Linked DNA regions of Homo sapiens: region 1 is linked to region 2. Evidence: chromatin contacts called from ENCODE Hi-C or POLR2A ChIA-PET data. All regions are on one chromosome and are shown on one strand. Each heading gives the region's core, a stretch centred on a gene start or an enhancer-like site at or near the end of the contact. The rest is flanking DNA. Distances are from core to core; before and after follow the strand shown. Region 1 holds the start of TRIM40 (tripartite motif containing 40). Region 2 holds the start of TRIM26 (tripartite motif containing 26).

Region 1 (4,587 bases), core at 1,519-4,018, 77 kb after region 2:
AATTATTTCTCTACCTTTCTGTAGTCACTTTTAATCTGGACTCCCCACTTTCTCATTCTGTATCATAACATGTTCTCCAAAAGTCAAGTATCTCAAAGCTACCTCAGCTTTGGAAGTTCAGCCTTCACTATTGGATAGAAGGATGCCATGTGAAAATATTGTCAATTGTCCAGTCAAATACTAACTGGATTAGGGTCAGGGGAAAGGTTGATAAAAATAATTCCAAAGCTAATTGGCAAAATAAAGATATACAAATATCTGCACGAATTCTGAAAAATAAGAGTATTGTGAGGATTCTATCAAAATACCTGACATTAAAATATATGGTAAGGATAAAATCTCTAAAATACCTTGGCTTATAGGCAAGCATAGACAGAATAGAACAGCACAAAGAATCAAGGCAGTATGCAAGAAAATATGCATATATGGTATATTATGACATTGGCATTCAAATCAATGGGGAAACTATATGAATCATTCAACAAATGGTGATAGGACAAATTGATTATAACTTGGAAAAACTAAAGTTAGATTTCTACCTTATGCTCTCACCAAAATATATCTTGGATATTCTAGGTCCTCCAATATATATGTTGAAGGATATTCATTAGAACGTTCTGTGTAATCTTAAAACAAAACAATAGCTTGGAAATGACCCAATGTCTGCCAATTTATGGTACATTCATAGAATTTAATACCACACAGTTCTTGAAAATAATTCAGAAGATCTATACATGCTGATGAGAAAATGTTCAAGCCACACTTTTAGATAACAAAAATGAGTTACAGAAAAAAATATAGAGAGAATCCTTTGAGGGTGTGTGTGTGTGTGTGTGTGTGTAAGAGTGCATTCATAAGCACACACATTTTTTGGAAGGATGTACAAAAATCAAACAATGGTTACCTCTGAGGACTATGAATGGAGGGAGAAAGGAAGACAAATTTTTAGTCTTGACTTTATACCTTTCAGTGCTTTCTGAATTTATTACCTACAGCATGTAACTTTTGTGATAGAAAATTTAACAGAATAAGATAAAATAATTGCCATAGCAAAGAAAGGAAAAGGAAAGATAAGACAAATGCAGAAGGAAGAAAAAGAGAGAAAAAATTATGTAGTAACTTTCAGGTTTTAATATATTTGCAGGATAATTACTAGTGTATATAAAACCTGATTACATTTCTAGCCAAGTTTCTAGTACTATCAACCAGGAGTTCACACAGTTTTAGTCCTGAAAGGGTTTTGCATTAGTTAGTCCAATTACTCTATTCTACAGATGAGCAGACTGGGACTCTAACATCACACTGACAATATCCTCTTTTAGACAGACTCACATTAATGCATGGAAACATCAGCCTCAAAATATACACAGAAAAGCAAGACAAGGGTCCAAAACAGGATGAAGCAGAAGAAACAAAGAGAGATGTCCATTGTTGAGCTACTCTGAGGTGCCAGGCATGATGAACATGTAGGATGCAGCACCTCAGCGAGGTGGAGGCAGGGCCTGGCTGCGGTGACCCAGGCTTACCTTGTAGTGGCTGAGGGCATTTTCAATGGTCAGTTCATGATGAGACATGTGTTCAGGGGACACCAGGCATTCCACACATAGAAGAAGTCTGCTCTCCTCACAGAACCTGCACACCCTCTTCTGGTGGTTGGGGCAGATATAGCCTGTCCCTAGCACCTCCTCAGAACAGGGCTTCCGGCAGAGGGGGCAGCAGAAGACCCCAGAGGCTGAGGCCTTCTCCACATGCTGTGTCAGGCACACTCGACAGAAGAGATGTCCGCAGTTGGTGCTCACGGCCTCCTTCAGGCTCTCCTGGCAGATGGGGCAGACACCCTCCTCCTGGTTGTCCTTCTGCAAAGGGATCATGGCCTCGTTCCTACCCTGTCAGCCTCCTGTTTGCAGGGCCTCCTTCTTCACTGGTCTTCGGAAGGCCTGTTGCCCTCAACAGTCCCAGATAAGAAGGCCCAGTCGGAAGGAGGCAGCCCTGGAGCAGCCTGGGGACAGGACACAGCCTCCAAGTTCAGGCAATTGCCCACTCTCCCTCAAGGGTGCCGTGACATAGACCACACAAACCACAATTCTGCACGAGTTTCAGAAATAGCTCATCAGCTTTGACATGGACCCTGCGGTTTCCTTGTGTTTGTTAAACTTGAAATTATTTTTCATACACCTAGAGGAAGCAAGTGATTCAATAACCAATTCTGTTTTCCTCTTGACAGCTTTCAGTGAATATTTGCACGGGCCCCAAATTAAAAGGGCAAGGTGTCATTGTCATGGCCAAAAGCCAGACCACTATAAACTTACAATTTGAGTCTCCTCTGATTTGCCATCAGTAGAGAGAGTTTGGCAGGAGTTTGGACTGTTTTCTCCTACACTGTCACACCGGGTGGCTCACTGCTGCCCATTATTACCACCAATAATTACAGCAGCATCTCCATCAGCTGGTCATTCTTCCAACCAACATCCCTCCCAGGGTCATATAGATTCCACACTGAAAGAATGAGAAAGAAAACAGGACACAGAACAGACTAGAGACTTGTATAATGTTTGAAGCCACTTTGTTCCTTCCTGTCAAATCACCACCAAAGATGACCCAAAGAAAGAAGTCCCCCGCCACCTGCCACCTCCCTTAGATACTGAGGATTCACTCTTATTCCCTCATGCTGCACCTCTTGCCTAGCCCCACTCCTGAAAAGCTTTCTTAGTATCCTACCTCAATTTCTCCTGCTACAATTTCAGATCATCTTCTCTGGCTCCAGACCTGGAGAGATGGCCAGCAGATGAGTGGTTCTTATATCATGCCAATCATATGTGTTCATATGTCAGTAAATCTCAGGGCGGGGGGTGGAAAGACTCATGCTTTCCTAGAAACACTGAATTACCAGGAAAATTACCTAGGGTAGCTGGAAGGTGAGATGGACTTTGGTGCAGGGCGTGGCTTGTTTGCTCAAGGGGAGGAGGAAGGTCTTGGGCCTTTGACGTCGATATGACAGGAAATGAGACTCAACTAAGAATGGACATCCTAGAACCCCAGCTTATGGAACCCCAGGATCCAGGTGTCACAGAATAATGGCACCCACTCAAGATGCTGGAACATCAAATGCCCACTCCATTGTCTAAGTTCCCTCCAGTCAGGCTAGTCTTGGCATTGAGTTTGAGGGAGCCCCTAAGGGGTGCCACTAATAAGGGCTGTCACTTGAAACTTCTAAGGGTCCAAGACGCTTGTTGAAAACCTCATTTCAGAGCCTCCTCCCTCAATCCCACTTTGCCACTGTTTGCTGTGGGTTGTGTGATCTTGTGAGATATATATATAATTAGTCTTGGCACAGAGCTCCTAAAACCCTTGAACAGATGATCCTTAACTTATGATGGGGTTACGTCCCAGTGAATTCACTGAAGTCAGAAATATTGTAAGGTGAAAGTGTACTCAATACCCCAGTAAACCCATCATAAAGTCAAAAATTTTAAGTTGAATCATCTTAATTCCTGATGCACCTCAACTTACCACATGGTTATGTTCTGATGAGTGTATCTTTTATTATTCATAATAAGCCCTTTTCAACCATACCAGGGTTTATGCTAATGAGGTGACTCTTGGAGGAAGAATGGGGGCTGGTTGGCAGAAGAACCATGTGATTAGAGGGTGGGATCTTTCTTTCTTTCTTTCTTTTTTTTTTTTTTTTTTTGAGACAGAGTTTCACTCTTGTTGCCCAAGCTGGAGAGCAACGGCACTATCTCAGCTCACTGCAACCTCTGCCTCCCAGGTTCCAGCGAATCTCCTGCCTCAGCCTCCCGAGTAGCTGGGATTACAGGTGCACACCACCATGCCCAGCTAATATTTTGTATTTTTAGTAGAGACGGGGTTTCACCATGTTGGCCAGGCTGGTCTCGAACTCCTGACCTCAGGTTACCTGCCTGCCTTGGCCTCCCAAAATGCTGGGATTACAGGCGTGAACCACCACGCCTGGCTGGTTGGAACTTTCAGTCTCACCTCTGACCTCTGGGGAGGGGAGAGGAGCCCAGGGACTGAGTTAATCACCAACAGCCAGTGATTTGATCAATCATACCTAAATAATGGAACCTCTGTAAGATCCTGAACAAAGAGGTTTGGAGAGATTCCAGGTTGGTGAGTGCATCCACATGCTGGGAGGGTGGCACATCCCACACTCCACCGGGGACAGAAGCTCCTGTGCTCAGGATCCTCCCAGAACTTGCCCTTCATCTGGCTGTGAAATTACCATGATCCTGGTGATTTCAAAGACTATGTACATGATCATTTAACACCAAGGCCTTTCAGTTCTTGTCCTGCTCACATCCAATGACCTTTGCTTTTGCCACCCACCCTAGTGGCCACTCTCTTGACCTTGTCAGGATTCAGATTTCACCACCTGAAATTATAAATGTAGGCATTGTACTCACTTATAGTTCTCTTCCTAAGGCATTTCCGACAATGTCTGTTTTTTAACCTTCAATCCTTGACCCCTCCACAATCTACGTTCCTGTCGTATCTCATGAAATAGTATAAGAAACAAAAATGTGGACAGATTAAGTAACCTGCCCAAGGCCACAGTGGTGTAAACAT
Region 2 (4,379 bases), core at 1,004-3,503:
GGGAGGAAGATCGAAAATAAACACATTGACAAAGAAATGAACAAGGTGCTTTCAAATGGCAACAAATGCATGAAGAAAGGGAAACAGAATAATGCATGATGGGGAACTGGTTTCAACTGGGTGAGGGAGGAAGACCTTTCTGAGATGTAGACATGACTGACAAGAAGCGGGCAGCCATGCAAGGGGCTGGGGCAGGGAGTTTCAAGACCAGGTGTAAGGTGAAAGCACAGGGACCGAGGGAGAAGTGGCATGAGGGAGGTCAGAGAGTTAAGCAGAGCTGTCATGTCAGGAGCCCCAGCCCCTGCAAGAGTCTTCCATGCCCCTCTAAGTGTGCTGAGAGGATAGAGAATTTTAAGTGGGGTGGTGGATTTGTGGCTGGAGTCTGCCCAGAATGGTCTGTGAATAGGCCAAAGACCTCAGGACAGGGAGAAAACGCTTAGTGGCACAGCATTATTTTTTATTTTATTATTATTTTTTGAGACGGAGTCTCGCTCCGTCCCCAGGCTGGAGTGCAGTGGGGCGATCTCGGCTCACTGCAACCTCCGCCTCCCGGGTTCAAGCGATTCTCTTGCCTCAGCCTCCTGAGTAGCTGGGACTACAGGTGCGCGCCACCACGCCCGGCTAATTTTTGTATTTTTAGTAGAGACGGGGTTTCACCATGTTGGCCAGGATGGTCTCGATCTCTTGACCTCGTGATCCGCCCACCTCGGCCTCCCAAAGTGCTGAGATTACAGGCGTGAGCCACCGCGCTCGGCGGCAGAGCATTATTTAAGGAGCATGTTAAACACACTTTCTTCCCACACCACCAACTAAAAAAGCAGGTATCAAGAGGGTCTAGGTAGGTGCTGAGACCACCTCCAGAGCACAGGCCCGCCAGAGTTGTGCTCAGCAGGTGAGGTCTACACTCCTCTCAGCCCGGAGGGGCAGCGTGAGTTATACTGCTGGACAAAGGGGAAAAAGACAAAATGCTGGGCTGGGGTAGAAGGGAAGGACGCGGGTGTTAAATGTGGGCGTGGTTTCTTCTGAATGTCCCACCCACTCCACTATACATTGCTTAAATGCAGTGCAAATTTCCCTACCCCCAGCGGAGGAGGGGTGAAGATTCAGCAGGTTTTAGGGTCTAGGACCCTGAGCTCCTCCATTCATGAATACCCAAACAACTGTAGCCCACCCTCTCACCACTGCCTAGGCGGACGACCAGTGTCCCCAGCTAGATCTCTACCCTTAGGAGCAGGGCACTGGCTGACCCGGAGAACCTGCGCCGCCTCTTCTCAGCCTGCTGCCAGCCCAGTGCACGAGCTGAATGCCGCTGCCGCCTGGCTGGCCGGGAAAGACGGGGATCTTGACGCGGCGGCGCCTGGGACACGGCAACCGCAGCACAGGGCATGGCCCTGCGGCTGGACCGGACGCGGCGGCTGCAGGCAGAGCAGGAAGAGAGCGCAGGCTGGGCAGCGGCGTACGCTTCGGCGACGTCAGCTTCCGGGGCCGTGGACGGGGGCGCGCCCGAGCCTCCTGGAAACCTCCCCACCAAGGACCTGGGGAACCCAAGTCTCGGCCCGCTTTGTAGCCTCTGGTTTCTAAATTCAGCGTCGAGGAGCGAAAACAACCCCCCTGAACTGGGCCCAGACCCTTAAGCTCCTGGAACCTCAGTTTTTCCTTCCGTCGAATGGCGACAATGGCTGTCTGGTTGAACGTTATTTTACCTAGGAAGTAATAATTTTCGTAAATAGGTCTCTGAGAGTATTTGCTTGCTAAAATCCTGCTTTGTCCTGGAAGCAAATTTAGGCCACGTTAGGGGCGGGGACTTCGTATTTGATGTTGAGCACCTGGCGAGCGCCACCTTCGCCTCAAAGCGCCCTCGGACCCTGATCCAGCATAAGGCCAGAGTTGGGCAGTGAGGGGTCTCGAGAGGTGGAAAGGGGATTATTGCCCTCTCAAGAGTCCTACGTAGGTGACTCCTAAGCCTTAGCATTTACTCCCTTAGACCGTGTAACAGGCCACCCCAATTACGCGCCAAACTCAGGCTGCGGCTCTTGGCGCAGCCTCGGTCCCGCCTGATTTCAGTTTCCATTTCGCTGCCCCTGGTGCCCCACCGCCCGCGGCTGTCTGGGGATTTGCCCGGTGATCAGTGACGTAAAAGAGACTAAGGTTCCCATTGGATGGCGAAGTTCGGCAGGAGCCAATCCCGGGGCTGGTCCGGGAGAAATCTCGGCGAAGGGCCCCGAATAGCCGGGAGATTACGGGGCGGGGACGAGCTGTCGCGCTGGTTGCTCGTGCAGGAGCGGGACCCGGAACAGACCGCCGTGAGAGAGGAGGGGTGCCGGCCGGGATTCGCGGCCCGGAGCTCGGGACCGGTGAGTAGGGGGTGCACATGAGACATACAGCGAAGCAACAGTCTCGTACGCTCACCGGGTTTGGGGCGACCCAACGCAGCCGCCGGGCCCGGGTTCAAAACGGGGCCAGGCCCCCGGGCGGGCTCAGGAGGGGGTCAAGTTCGCTGCGTCCTCCCTGCCAGCCAGATCCCTCCTGTTTGCTTGTCCTTACATTCTCCCCCTCCTCTTGGGTCTTTCTCGCTTTCTGGTATCCTACTCAGACTCCCATCCATTCTAGTCTGCGGAACCAGAAGTAAGCGGGGCCTGGATGACCGTCCGGTTGCTTGGAGCCTGGTAGATAGGCGACTAATCCAGCTCCCTGACCAAAGTGTCATGCTTTCTTTCTCTTTCTTTTTTTTTTTTTTTTTTTTGTTCGGAGTAAACCGGTTTAGCCACAAATACTTGGAGCTGTGCTTTCACTCCTTCCAGCTCATTAGCATTTTTCTTACTGATTTTCTCCCTATTTGGCCTTAGAAAAAAAGTGTAAATTTAACTCTGTGGAGTAAATGGGAGGGACACACTTCCAAATCTCCAGTAGATTTCAAATTTTGACCCACGATTTGTGTGTACTTCAAAAGAGGGGAGAATGACATTCGTTTATGCATGCCTTAACCTCCTGTTTTTAACTCTTAGCTGAAATCATAATCCCTAACATGTTTTTCCCCAAGTTCAAAAAAATCACCTTTAAAAAAAATAGGCTTTTTATGTTTCAAAAATTGCAATTTTATTGTTTAAGTAGACTTTATTTCTTACAACACTTTTAGATTTACAGAAGAATTGAGAAGATAGTACAAACTTCCCACATGCTCCAAACCGGATCCCCTGTTATTAACATCTTACCTCAGTGTGGTACATTTGTTGCAGTTAACCAATATCAATACATTATTATTGACCAAAGTCCATAGTGTGTTCAGATTTCCTTAGTTTTTACCTCAGTACTTTTTCTGTTTCATGATCCCATGGAGGTTACCACATTACATTTAGTTGTCATGTCTCCTTATGCTCCTCTTGGCTGTGGGAGTTTCTCAGACTTGTTTTGATGACCTTGACAGCATTGAAGAATACTGGTCGTGTATGTTGTAGGATGCCCCTCTATTGGAATTTGATGTTTTTCTCCTAAGACTGGGCTTATGGGTAACTGGGAGGAAGACCACAGAGGTAGATTGCCATTATCATCCCATCGTATCAAGGGCATGTACTAACATGATTTATGACTTAATATTGATTTGGGTGAGATAGTGTTTTTCAGGTTTCTCCACTGTACAGTTAGTCTCTTTTCCACTCTTTGCGTGTATTGTCCTCTTTAGAAGGAAGTCACTAAGTGCAGCCCATACCTAGGGAGCCAAGAGTTATATTCCCCCTTCTTGAGGGCAAGTATCTACATATTATTGTTTGCAGTTATTCTGCATGGAAGATTTGTTTCTCTCTTCCCCCAATTTATTAATTTATTCAATCATTAATTTCAGTGTAGACTCAGGGACATTTATTTTATACTTTGGTTTATAATCCAATACTACTTAATTTTGTTGCTCAAATTACTGTGGCTTTGGCTGTTGGGAGCTCTTTTCACATTGGCTCCTGTGCTCTTTCATAGTATTTTTATAGAGCTTTTTGCTAATGAGACACTCGTACTTATGTGACCTTGCCTCAACCTCAAATAGCCTGGTAAACTTGGCAAAATATTTTCCCCTTGTTAAGAGGTAAGGAGACTGAAGGCCTAAGGCAGTGGGTGACTTCTTAGATATCACTTCCTGCAGGGGAGTAACAGGTTGGACTCAGATTGTGTGTGACCACCACAGAAGACACTGCAAACCCCCGAAGAGAGTCCATGGTCTGTATTGAGGCTTCTTGGAATGACTTCAGACTTGGACCCCCCCAGGATCAGAATAGAAAAGACACAGAGAATGGGAAATTGGTTTGAGAAGACAAAAACATAAATTGGCTGGCATCAGGATGAATTAGATTTTGCCAGCTTTATAGAAATGGAATTTTGTTCTTCCCCCCAAA

Evidence for each region. A loop is a pair of places that touch in the nucleus more often than their neighbours do. ChIA-PET counts read pairs that join two places held with the same protein, here RNA polymerase II (POLR2A). Pooled maps may share reads with other maps.
Region 1: a loop to region 2 is called in a pooled map, with 2.2 times the contacts of the local background. The contact joins the promoter of TRIM40 here to the promoter of TRIM26 in region 2. A Hi-C loop is called at or near these places in 6 of 50 pooled maps. POLR2A ChIA-PET finds 5 or more read pairs at or near these places in 7 of 52 experiments (HepG2, PC-3, Panc1 and 4 more).

What each region holds. Positions count from the first base shown.
Region 1 is chr6:30,134,321-30,138,907 of GRCh38, reverse strand. TRIM40 (tripartite motif containing 40) reads right to left here and starts at 2,768. Exons shown (of 6, transcript NM_001286633.2): 1 at 2,719-2,768; 2 at 1,527-2,175. The coding sequence starts at 1,871.
Region 2 is chr6:30,211,280-30,215,658 of GRCh38, reverse strand. It overlaps TRIM26 (tripartite motif containing 26), which reads left to right and starts at 2,253. Exons shown (of 10, transcript NM_003449.5): 1 at 2,253-2,354. RefSeq lists a silencer at 1,393-1,575 and an enhancer at 1,034-1,922.